Linked DNA regions of Homo sapiens: region 2 is linked to region 1. A link is an interaction called in ENCODE POLR2A ChIA-PET data of the cell type or tissue named here. Cell type or tissue: Caco-2. All regions are shown on one strand. Links, peaks and the distances in the headings refer to the core of each region. The heading gives the core; the rest is flanking DNA.

The links. Peaks named below come from ENCODE experiments on the same cell type or tissue, not always from the same donor. Only the 100,000 strongest peaks of a DNase experiment are listed, where the experiment ranks them.
Region 2: POLR2A ChIA-PET joins it to region 1 with 5 read pairs; 6 of 35 experiments call an interaction of 5 or more read pairs at or near these places.

The regions. Positions count from the first base shown.
Region 1 is chr19:47,705,427-47,711,203 of GRCh38, forward strand. No RefSeq gene overlaps it. Among named protein-coding and RNA genes, the nearest start is that of EHD2, 5.1 kb to the right of the region's middle. In Caco-2, for the core only: a CTCF peak has its summit at 2,067 (motif pointing left); a DNase peak (open chromatin) is centred at 2,055.
Region 2 is chr19:47,645,330-47,651,298 of GRCh38, forward strand. All of the region lies in intron 1 of BICRA (BRD4 interacting chromatin remodeling complex associated protein), which reads left to right. Among named protein-coding and RNA genes, the nearest start is that of BICRA, 39 kb to the left of the region's middle. RefSeq lists enhancers at 368-948, 5,272-5,969. In Caco-2, for the core only: no CTCF peak of the experiment used is centred there; a DNase peak (open chromatin) is centred at 3,102; H3K4me3 peaks cover 681 bases.

The sequences.
Region 1 (5,777 bases), core at 1-4,000:
CCTCCCAAAGTGCTGGTATTACAGGCGTGAACCACCGCGCCCAGCCCTTCTAGCTTTCTTCAGATCACAGACCCTGATTCCAAATAAAATTACATTCACAGGCACTAGGGTTAGGACATCAGCCTATATTTTGAGAGGACAGAACAACTCAATCCGTAATGCAGGGTAAGGAGGTGGGTGTCACAAGTGAGTGACAATTATCTGGGCTGGTGGTGTGGGGGTAAAAGAATTTACCAAGACAGTGGTAGGTTAAAAAAAAAAAAAAAAAAGCAGATTTATGGGCTCACGCCTGTAATCCCAACTCTTTGGGAGGTGGGCGGATCACTTGAGGTCAGGAGTTCAAGACCAGCCTGACTAACAGTGAAACCCCATCTCTACTAAAAATACAAAAATTGGCTAGGTGCAGTGGCTCACGCCTGTAATCCCAGCACTTCGGGAGGCTGAGGTGGGTAAATGACCTGAGGTCAGGAGCTTGAGACCAGCCTGGCCAACTTGGCAAAACCCTGCCTCTACTAAAAAATACAAAAATTAGCCAGGTGTGGCGGCAGGCACCTGTAATCCCAGCTACTCAGGAGGCTGAGGCAAGAGAATCACTTGAACCCAGGAGGCAGAGGTTGCAGTGAGTTGAGATCGCGTCATTGCACTCCAGCCTGGGTAACAAGAGTGAAACTCCATCGAAAAAAGGTAATAAATAAATAAAAATACAAAATTAGCAGGGCGTGGTGATGCACACCTGTAGTCTCAGCTACTTGGGAACTGGGAGGATCACTTCAGCCCAGGAGGCAGAGGTTACAGTGAGCCAAGACTGCACCACTGCACTCCAGCCTGGGCAACAGAGTGAGACTCCATCAAAAAAAAAAAAAAGGCAGATTTATGAAATAAAGTAGGAAAATATATTGCAAAGTTGCAATGGGCAACACAGCCAGGGAGAAGCTGACTGCAAGGAAACAAAGGCTTGCTGGGGGTTGTATAGGATGGAGTTGGTTTTTTCATTTGCTTTTTAGATAGAGTCTCGCTCTGTCACCCAGGCTGGAGTGCAGTGGCATGATTTCAGCTCACTGCAACCTCCGCATCTCGGGTTCAAGCAATTCTCCTGCCTCAGCCTCCTGAGTAGCTGGGATTACAGGCACCCATCACCATGCCCAGCTAATTTTTGTATTTTTAGTCGAGATGGGGTTTCACCATGTTGGCCAGGCTGGTCTCGAACTCCTGACCTCAAGTGATCCGTCTGCCTCTGCCTCCCAAAGTGCTGGGATTACAGGCGTGAGCCACCATGCCCGGCATATAGGAGAGTTCATGTTGTGTGCTGAAGAGGGCTTTGTGCAGTACTGATAATGCCAGGGTTACAGTGAGCTCACTTGCAGGTGTCTGGTGATACTTGGGCGCAGGAAGATTGAGTTATTTGTATAGGAGGGCTATGTCCTGGACAGTAAAGAAAGGCAGACCTGTAACTTAGCTGCTTTATCTTTTTGCTTTCCTGCATTCTCAGCAGCCTGACTCTCCCTAATTAGGACTCCGCAAGTGGGCAAGACAGCTGTCAGGCCCTAGTATGCCTTTGTGTGAACTAGAAAAGGGCACCCCTCTCTCCTGGGCCCAGAATTTGAAGAGCAGAGCATGAGCTGGGCTCCAGTCCCCTCTCACCCATTCAGTGAGTGCCTTGTGCAGTGAACAACCTGCCCAACTGCACATCAGGGCCCTCGGGATCAGGTGGGAAGGGAAAGATTCTTTGAGGAGGTGATATTTGAGCAGAGACATGCAGGAAAAGAGGGAGGAAGCCACAGGAGAGCTCTCAGGGAAGAGCATCCAAGGCAGAGGGAACCGCCAGTGCAAAGGCCCTGTGGCAGGAGCCTGCCTGGAGTGTCGAGGAACAGCGAAAAAGCCAATGCGGCTGCAGCCCATAAGTGATGGGGAGAGGTCTGGAGGTGAGGTCCGAGGGGGAACAAAGGGCACCTCATCGTGCGGGACCGTGTCCTCCATGGGGATGATTTCGCTGTTACACTGAGACGGGAGCTTCAGGAGGGCCCTGAGCGAACTTAGGTTCCCCAGCACCCTCTGGTGGCTGTTTGCGGGAATAGACGAGGGGTAAGGGTGGAAACCAAGCGCAGCGAGGAGGCAACTGCTGTGAGTCCAGGTGGGTGGTTGTGGCGGCTGGACCGGGGTGATGCACCCTGTTTCTCTGCAGGCCCCTGGAAGTGTTTTGTTTGTTTATTTTTTGGTTGTTTTTAGGACACAGGGTCTCGGCCCAGCACAGTGGCTTGCTCCTGTAATGCCAGCACTTTGGGAGGCAGAGGCAGGTGGATCACCTAAGGTCAGAAGTTCGAGACTAGCCTGGCCAAAATGTCGAAATCCGGTCTTTACAAAAAAAAAAAAAAAATTAGCTGGGTGTGGTGGTGTGCGTCTGTGATCCCAGCTACTGGGGAGGCTGAGATGAGAGGATTGCTTGAGCCCAGGAGATGGAGGTTGCAGTGAGCTGAGATTGCACCACTGCTTGCACTTCAGCCTGGGCGATACAGCCAGACCTTGTCTTAGAGAGAGAGAGAGGCAGACAGACAGACAGAGAGAGAGAAGGTCTCACTGGGTCACCCAGGCTGGAGTGCAGTGGTGCAATCACAGCTCACTAAAGCCTCGAACTCCTGGGCTCAAAGGATCCTCCTGGCACAGCCTTCTGAGTAGGTGCATACCACCTCACTTGGCTAATTTTTATTGTTTTATTTTTATTTTTTGTAGAGACAGGGGTCTCACTGGCCTATAGCAGTCCTCCCGCATCAGCCTCCCAAAGTGGTGGGATTACAGGCATGAGCCATGGCAATGGGCCCCCTGGGGTTGTATGTGGGTGGGAAATTGATATCTGGGGTCTCAGAGGGATGGACCATCCCCTTTCCTAGCTCTAGAACTACTCCCTCCACGTGTGAAATAAAGCACTATAGGAAAACAGCTGTTTCTTAAAAAAAAAAAAAATTTTGGCTGGGCGGGGTGGCTCATGCCTGTAATCCCAGCACTTTGGGAGGCCGAGGCAGGCGGATCATGAGGTCAGGAGATCGAGACCATCCTAGCTAACACAGTGAAACCCCGTCTCTACTAAAAATACAAAAAAATTAGCCGGGCGTGGTGACTGGTGCCTGTAGTCCCAGCTACTCAGGAGGCTGAGGCAGGAGAATGGTGTGAACCCGGGAGGCGGAGCTTGCAGTGAGCTGAGATCCCACCACTGCACTCCAGCCTAGGTGACAGAGTGAGACTCCGTCTCAAAAAATAGATAAATAATAAATAAATAGATAATTTTTTTTGAGATGGAGTCTCACTCTGTCGCCCAGGCTGGAGTGCAGTGGCACAATCTTGGCTCACTGCAACATCCGCCTCCTGAGTTCAAGCCATTCTCCTGCCTCAGCCTCCCAAGTAGCTGGAATTACAGGCATGCGCCACCACGCCTGGCTAATTTTTTTGTACTTTTGGTAGAGACAGGGTTTCACCATATTGCCCAGGCTGGTCTTAAACTCCTGGGCTCAAGCGATCCACCCTCCTCGGCCTCCCAAAGTGCTGGGATTACAAGTGTGAGCCACTTCGCCCAGCCTAAATGGCTGTTTCTTAACATCCTTGGATCACAAAACTCTCGGAGAGACTCTCCTGAAAGACCCCTCCTGATTACTCACAAGGACTCGTCCACAATTTCCACGGGCTCCGGGACTCAGTTCTGCAAGGCTGACTGCCTGCAGGCGAGCGGAAGAACAGAACAGCAGTGACCAACCTTTACTAAACAGGGAACCGCATGGGTTAGCATATCTGGTCCTCACAGCAGCCCCAGCGTGGGAACTAATAGGCCCAGCTTGCAGGTGAGGAAACTGAGGCCCCAAAGATGTAGTACATGGCAGACTGGGCTGTGAGCCAACCTGCCTCAATGCATTCATTAGAGAGAGCTGGCTGTGGGGCCAGTGAGCGATGAGTGTATACAATCGCTGAAAATATCCACAACTGGGCTGGGTGCGGTGGCTCATGCCTGTAATCCTAGCACTTTGGGAGGCCAAGGCGGGTGAATTGCCTGAGCTCAGGAGTTCAAGACCAGCCTGGGCAACATGGTGAAACCCCGTCTCTACTAAAAAATACAAAAAATTAGCCAGGCTTGTTGGTAGGCACCTGTGGTCCCAGCTACTGGGGAGGCTGAGGCATGAGAATCGCTTTAACCTGGGAGGCAGAGGTTGCAGGGAGCTGAGATCGCACCACTGCACTCCAGCCTGGGAAAGAGTGTGAGACTCTGTTTCCAAAAAAAAAAAAGAAAAAAGAAAAAAAAATCCACAACTGCAAACCGATGAACGCATCAGTGATTCCTCTGGGTGGCGGGGACCCAGGTCCTGCTGATGACGCTGTGCTTTGCTGCTAACATTTGTGGTTGACAGAAACTCTGAATTTTAGTGAAAACTCCAGCTGTCTTTTTCCCCCCACATCTAAGTTCACAGATCCTCCGGAATTTTTTTTTTTTTTTTTTTTTTTGAGACGGAGTCTCACTCTGTCGCCCAGGCTGGAGTGCAGTGGTGCGATCTCGGCTCACTGCAAGCTCCGCCTGCCGGGTTCACGCCATTCTCCTGCCTCAGCCCCCAGAGTAGCTGGGACTATAGGCGCCCACCACCACGCCCGGCTAATTTTTTTGTATTTTTAGTAGAGACAGGGTTTCACCGTGTTAGCCAGGATGGTCTCAATCTCCTGATCTTGTGATCCGCCCGCCTCGGCCTCCCAAAGTGCTGAGATTACGGGTGTGAGCCACCGCGCCCAGCCGATCCTCCAGAATGTTTTGCAACAGGTTGAGAAGCCCTGGGGTAGAAGTGAAACAAGACTCTCCCATCAGACAACTCTGGCTCAACTCCGAGTTCTTCCACACCTTGGCAGGCCAAACTCTACTTTCTTTTTTTTTGAGACAGGGTCTTCTTCTTTCACCCAGGCTGGAATGCAGTGGCGCGATCACAGCTCACTGCAGCCTCGGCCTCCTAGGCTCCAGTAATCCTCCCACCTCAGCCTCCCGAGTAGCTGGGACCACAGGTGTGCACCACCACACTCGGCTAATTTTTAGATTTTTTTTATCTTGCAGAGATGGGGTCTCACTATGTTGCCCAGGCTGGTCTTGAACTCCTAGCCTCAAGCAATCCCCTGCCCCAGCCTCCCAAAGTGCTGGGATTACAGGCATGAGCCACTGCACCCAGCTCTGAGACTTTACTTCCTTGTATTTCAACTTTCCCATCTGAGACATAGCAATAATAATAATAATAACAATAATAACAGGACTTGCCCTCCTGGGGGAAGGGAGATGATTTAGGTGATGCTTTTGGAACAGGGCCTGTCTCCTAGCAGTAACAACATTAACGTAAGTTATCATTAAGCTCCAGACCTTTTATATATTATATATATAATAGTAATATTATAGTAACATGTTATTGGCTGGGCCTGCTGGTGCATGCCTGTAATCCCAGCTACTCGAGAGGCTGAGGCACGAGAATCGCTTGAGCCCGGGAGGCAGAGGTTGCAGTGAGCCAAGATCGCGCCACTGCACTCCAGCCTGGGTGACAGAGCAAGAGTCTACCTCCAAAAAAAATAGAAAAAATAAATAAAATGTTATAATTATAATAATATAATATATAATATCAGTTTTATTGAGATATAATTCAGAAGCCATGCAATTCACCCATTTAAAGCATACAATTCAGTTGGGCATGGTGGCTCATGCCTATAATCCCAGCACTTTGGGAAGCTGAGGTGGGTAAATCACTTGACGTCAGAAGTTCGAGACCAGCCAG
Region 2 (5,969 bases), core at 1,251-5,250, 59 kb before region 1:
GATCCAGGCTACGCATCGCTGGTTGGAATTTCCAGAGCCTGTGTTCTTAACCACCCTGAGGTTCTGCCTTTGAAAGGGACATTCTGGTTCCTTTCCAAAGGGCTGGTCATCATCTTGTCCTTGTTCTGGCAGGTGGTGCGTTCAGCTGGACAACCCGCTGCATTCATAATATTGGGGTCATATAATTTCAAGAAAAGGTTAAAGAAAAATGGTCTCTTAACATGAAAAGGTCATAGAGGATCATTAGAAGGAGCAAAAGAGGAAAGGGGAGGGAGCAAAAAAGAAACTGGAATATACAAAGTTCCAAAAACGCAGATAACACAAAAGTAGCTTGTAATCCTGTCACTCCTGGGGTAGAGCAAGTATGTTAATGTTTGGGCATATTTCCTTCTGATCTTCCTTCTGATTGGCTCTTCCTCTTGCCCTCAGGCATTCAGTTTGCACAGTTGACAGGAGAGACATATTTTGAGAGCTGAAGACTGAGATTCCAGGTGCAGTGGCTCACGCCTGTAATCCCAGCACTTTGGGAGGCTGAGGCAGGCAGATTGCTTGAGGCCAGGAGTTCAAGACCAGCCTGAGCAACAGAGTGAGACCCCGCCTCTACAAAAAATTAAAAAAGTTAGCCAGGCGTGGTGGCATGCGCCTGTAGGCCCAGCTATACTGGAGGCCAAAGCAGGAGGATCTCTTGAGCCCAGGAAGTTGAGGCTGCAGTGAGCCATGATTGTGCCACTGCACTGTAGCCTGGTTGACAGAGTGAGACCCTGTCTCCAAAAAAAGAAAAACGTAGAAAGAAAAAAGAAAACTCAGGGCAGGGGGGCGTCAGCCAGGGAGGTGCATTTTGGGATCTGGCAGGGGGTGGAGGAGGGGTACGTCCAGCATGCGGAATGCTCTGCCCACTGAGGGCTTGTGTCCCCAGACCTGGGATTTCTGCCTCACAGTGTGGACACCAGGGTCCTCAGGGGAGCAGAGATGGGTCCCTGCTGGAAACTTCCCTATGTCTCCAGAGCGCCTGCAAAAATCTCCAGAAATCGCCAGCCCCTCGTGAGTTTGGAGTGGAGGCTTTTAATCAAGTCCAAGGGATCAGCTCAGCCCGACACACATGCACACAGACACACGTGTGCGCGCACACACACACGGCTGAAACACCATGCTTAAGAACATTTCTCCCATGTGTTTTACTTTTTGAGCCTTAGCCCGGGGATTTGAGAATAACAGCTATTCCTGAGAGTACTTCCCGAGCACATCCTGGGAGCTCAGGTCACGCACTTCACCCGTATTAATTCGTTTAATCCTCCTGACAGTCCCTTGAAGGTGAGACTGTTACTATCAGAAATGGAAATTGAGACACAGCGAGGTGAAGTAAGTCAAGGATTCCTACAGAAAAGTGTAAAATATGCTCATTTCATCCAGCAATTATAAAGTAACACTCTCACACACAGTTATTCCTTTTTTTTAACAGCTTTATTGAGATATAATTCACATACCATACAGTTCACCCATGTAAATCGTTCACCACAGTTTATAGTGTGTTTGCAGAGTTATAACCATCACCATAATCTATTATAGAACATTTTCCTCACCTCAAAAAGAAACTCTGCATCCCTTAGCCATCATCCCCACTCCTTCTCCCCCTCCCAGCCTCCAGCAACCACAAGTCTACTTTCTGGCTCTGTGAATTTGCCTATTTTGGACATTTCGTGGAAACAGACTCTTACACGACGTGGCCTTTTGTGCCTGGCTTCTTTCACTCAGCGTGATGTTGTCAAGGTCCCTCCGTGTGTGTCAGTGTCTCATCCCTTTTCATGGCTCAGTAATACTCCATTGTATGGATAGGCCACATTTTGTTTATCCGTTCAGTTGGTGGACATTGGAGGTTTTTTTTTTCCAGTTTGCACTGTTCTGAATGATGCCGTATGAATGTTTGTGTGCAGGCTTTTGTGTGGACACTTGTTTCCATTTCTCCTGGTTTCTACATGGGAGTGGAATTGGTGGGTCACAGGGTAACTGTGTGTTAACCTACTGAGACCAGCCAGACTCTTCCACGGCAGCGGCACCCTTGTATATCGCCCAGCAATGCATGAGGGCTCTGATTTCTCTATCATTTTGATGATTCATCCATTGTCCTGTTGATAGGATCTGGGTTGTTTCAGTTTAGGGGTGCTATGAACATTCTAGAATGTGTTTTGCGGTCCACCTCTGCCCCGCTATGCATAAAGTTGGGATTCCATAGACAGTAGGTCCTGTTAGGTAACAGGAAAAATGATCTGTGGGCTCCTCTCTCTCCTTGGCACGTGTGTGTGGCCCACGTTGCATGTTCTTGTAGAATCCTCCTTCCCGGGTGAGGATTGGAAGCCATGATCGCCTGCCTCTGTTGCTGGTTTTAGTCTTTAACCCTTGCTCTGTGGACTTGAGAAATGTGCTTTTCCATGGTGCCTGTGACCAAGATGTCCGCATCGTTAGTGAAGACCCTGCTATGTCCTTGACCACACTGCACGGGGATCCTGTCCACGATGGGGGGTGTCCTGTTGGGCTTGAGTGTCTAGATATGGAGACCGTAGTTCGCGGGGGGAGTGGGGGGCCGTTTGGCATATTTGCCCTGGCATTTGGGGTTGTTTATTGGGGGTGGGAGTGCTCCTGGCATTTCCTGGGCGGGAACTACTGGTGTAGACCTACTGGATTAACTTGCTCCTGGGTCGGTGTGCGGGATAGGGGGAGGGTGCATCAGTCTTTGTGGAGCGTCTGCCTTCTCTCCGTCTCCCTGTTTTCCTGTTACCGTCTCCCCGTCCCTCTCTCTGTCTCTCTGAACTGCTCGTTCCCTCCTTGCCTTCTGTGCCGATGCCCAGTTGAACTGCCCATCCCTATAGATTGGGCGTCTCTGAGCCCGCAGTGGCTGCCTGAGCTGTAACCCACCCCGTGCCCTTTCACCTCCTCTCCCGCCTCCAGCTGACCAATCCCTGGGGTTTCTGGTCGGCCTGTGGATGTGTCCCGGTCAGGCCTAGGTCAGGCGCCTGACAGCGTCACCTGTGGCCACTGAGAATCATCCTCCTTCAGGAGTCCCAGTCAGTCAATATTTACACAAAGCGAACAAAAAGAAACCTGGAGCTCACCACTCTTGGGGGAGCCAGGCAGGAGCTAAGATAAGTCCCATTTATGGCCTGTCAGATAGCGATCGGCACCTGCAGTAAAGCAAGCAGGAGAGGGACTGGGGGAGGGCTTGTGACTACAGACGGCCCTGGTGACACTCGAGAAAAGGAAGGGCATGGCTGGGAGTGGTGACTCATGCCTGTAATCCCAGCACTTTGGGAGGCTGAGGTGGTGGATCACCTGAGGTCAGGAGTTTTTTTTTTTTGTTTGTTTTTTTTTTTTTGAGACAGAGTCTTGCTCTGCCACCCAGGCTGGAGTGTAGTAGGCTGATCTTGGCTCACTGCAGCCTCTGCCTCCTGAGTTCAAGTGAGCCCTGGGCTCTCCTCCCTCAGCCCCCTGAGTAGCTGGGACTACAGGCGTGCACCACCACGCTGGGCTATTTTTTTTTTTTTTTTTGAGGCGGAGTCTCACTTTGTTTCCCAGGCTGGAGTGCAGTGGCACGATCTTGGCTCACTGCAAGCTCCGCCTCCTGGGCTCACGCCATTCTCCTGCCTCAGCCTCACAAGTAGCTGGGACTACAGGCACCCACCACCACACCTGGCTAATTTTTTGTATTTTTAGTACAGACGGGGTTTCACCATGTTAGCTATGATGGTCTCAATCTCCTGACCTTGTGATCTGCCTGCCTCGGCATCCCAAAGTGCTGGGATTACAGGCGTGAGCCACTGCACCCGGCCTAATTTTTGTATTTTTAGTAGAAATGGGGATTCTCCATGTTGGCCAGGCTGGTCTCAAGCTCCTGACCTCAAGTGATCCACCTGCCTTGGCCTCCCAAAGGCTCGGATTACAGGCATGAGCCACTGTGCCTGGCCTGTATGTTATTAATATTATTGTTAATCTTTTCATTTATTTGTGAGCGCTGTTATATGCCCTCTGTATCTTTTGTGAGGATTAATTTAGTTAAAAGTTGATCTCATAATATATAAGTCAACACAATCAGAAATTCAAACAGGAACGTATTGACAAGCAAAGGAATGTTACTGTCTCTGCCTCGAAGATCTTGTGTCCTGCCTGGAGACACTTCACTTCCCCACTCACCTGCCACTGTCTGCTCAGTGTCAATGTATTGATTACCTGTCCAACAGAATCTATTTTATCTCTGAGGTTAGGGAATTAGTAGAAATTGATATCCTACTAATGGAATAGAACAGAGAGTCCAGAAGGAGAACCAGGCACATTAAGACATGGTATGAGGTCGATATGGCCAATGGTCAGATTTGTGGGGAAACAAGGGACTCATAATAAATAGAGGTAGGGATCAAAAGTAAAAAGGTCATCCACAGGTGGAAGGAGATGAAATCAGATCCCTACCTCACACTGTACAGCAAAGCCAACCCCAAGATTATTGAGTACTCAAAGTCAAATATAAACTTGGAAGCTGCTTAGACTTTGGGGTAGGGACAGATTCTGAAATGAGATTTAGGTTAGTGTAAAAGTAATTAGATTTTTTGCCATTAAGTGCAAAAGTAATTGCAGTTTTTGCCATTACTTTTTTTTTTTGAGACAGAGTCTCTGTCGCCCGAACTGGAGTACAGTGGCACAATATCAGCTCACTGCCACCTCCACCTCCAGGGCTCAAATGATTATCCTGCCTCAGCTTCCTGAGTAGCTGGGATTTACAGGTGCATGCCACCATGCCTGGCTAATTTTTTTGTTTGTTTGTTTGTTTGTTTTTTGAGGTGGAGTCTTGCTCTGTCACCTAGGATGGAGTGCAGTGGTGCAATCTCGGCTCACTGCAACCCTCCACCACCCAGGGTCAAGTGATTTTCCTGCCTCAGCCTTCCGAGTAGCTGGGATTACAGGCACCTGCCACCACCCCGGCTAATTTTTTGTATTTTTCATAGAGACAGGGTTTCACTATGTTGGCCAGACTAGTCTCAAACTCCCGACCTCGTGATCCTCCCGCCTTGGCCTCCCAAATTACAGGGCTGAGCCACGGCACCTGGCCAATTTTTGTATTCTTAGTAGAGACAGGATTTCACCATGTTGACTAGGCTGGTCTCGAACTCCTGACCTCAAGTGATTCTCCCACCTTGGCTTCCCAAAGTGCTGGGATTAGAGGTGTGAGCCACTGTGCCCGGCCAGTTTTTGCCATTACTTTTAATGGCAAAAGGTGCAATGATTTTTGCACCAACCCAATATAAAAGGTGTTGCTCTGAGAGGGAGGTGTGGAGTTCTTGCCCATAGCTGCCACTTCAGTATTTCTCCTTCTCTGAGGCTCTGGGCAGCCCTCCCTGCTGTGCCCTGGATTGGGGTCATCTCTTCTCTTAATAAGGTGATCAGTAGCTTTGGGACCAGCAGAATGCATTAGAGGGAAATGGGCTTCACTGAAGAGGGCAGTGGATGAGAGGAAGGAGCATGTGTGAGGGCTTGTGTGCACCACACATCCTGACACCATCCGCCCAGCCCGCACAGCCTGACACCATCTGCCCGGTCCACCCATCTTGACACCATCTGCCTGGCCCACCCGGCCTTCTCAAATGCTGGAGGGCTCTTGGCTCTGCTGTTCCCTTACACTCCTTGGCCAATCCATCTGCAAACCCTCTTGCTCTGCTATTATGTCCAGAATTTGACTGCGCCTTGTCCCCTCCGCTGTCACCATGTCTCCTGCCTGGACCATTACCGTCGCCCCCTCTCTGTGCTTCCGTCCTCACCTTCTGCAGTCCGTTCTCCACTCTACAGCCAGAAGGAACCTGTGAACACCCAAGTCAGGTCATGTCCCTGCCCTGTCCGGAGCCCTCCCTCAGCCCTGGGCTCACCTGGAATAAAAGCTGAAGTCCTCGCCCTCGTTGTCTGTCTGACCTCGCCTCTCCTGCATGCCTACT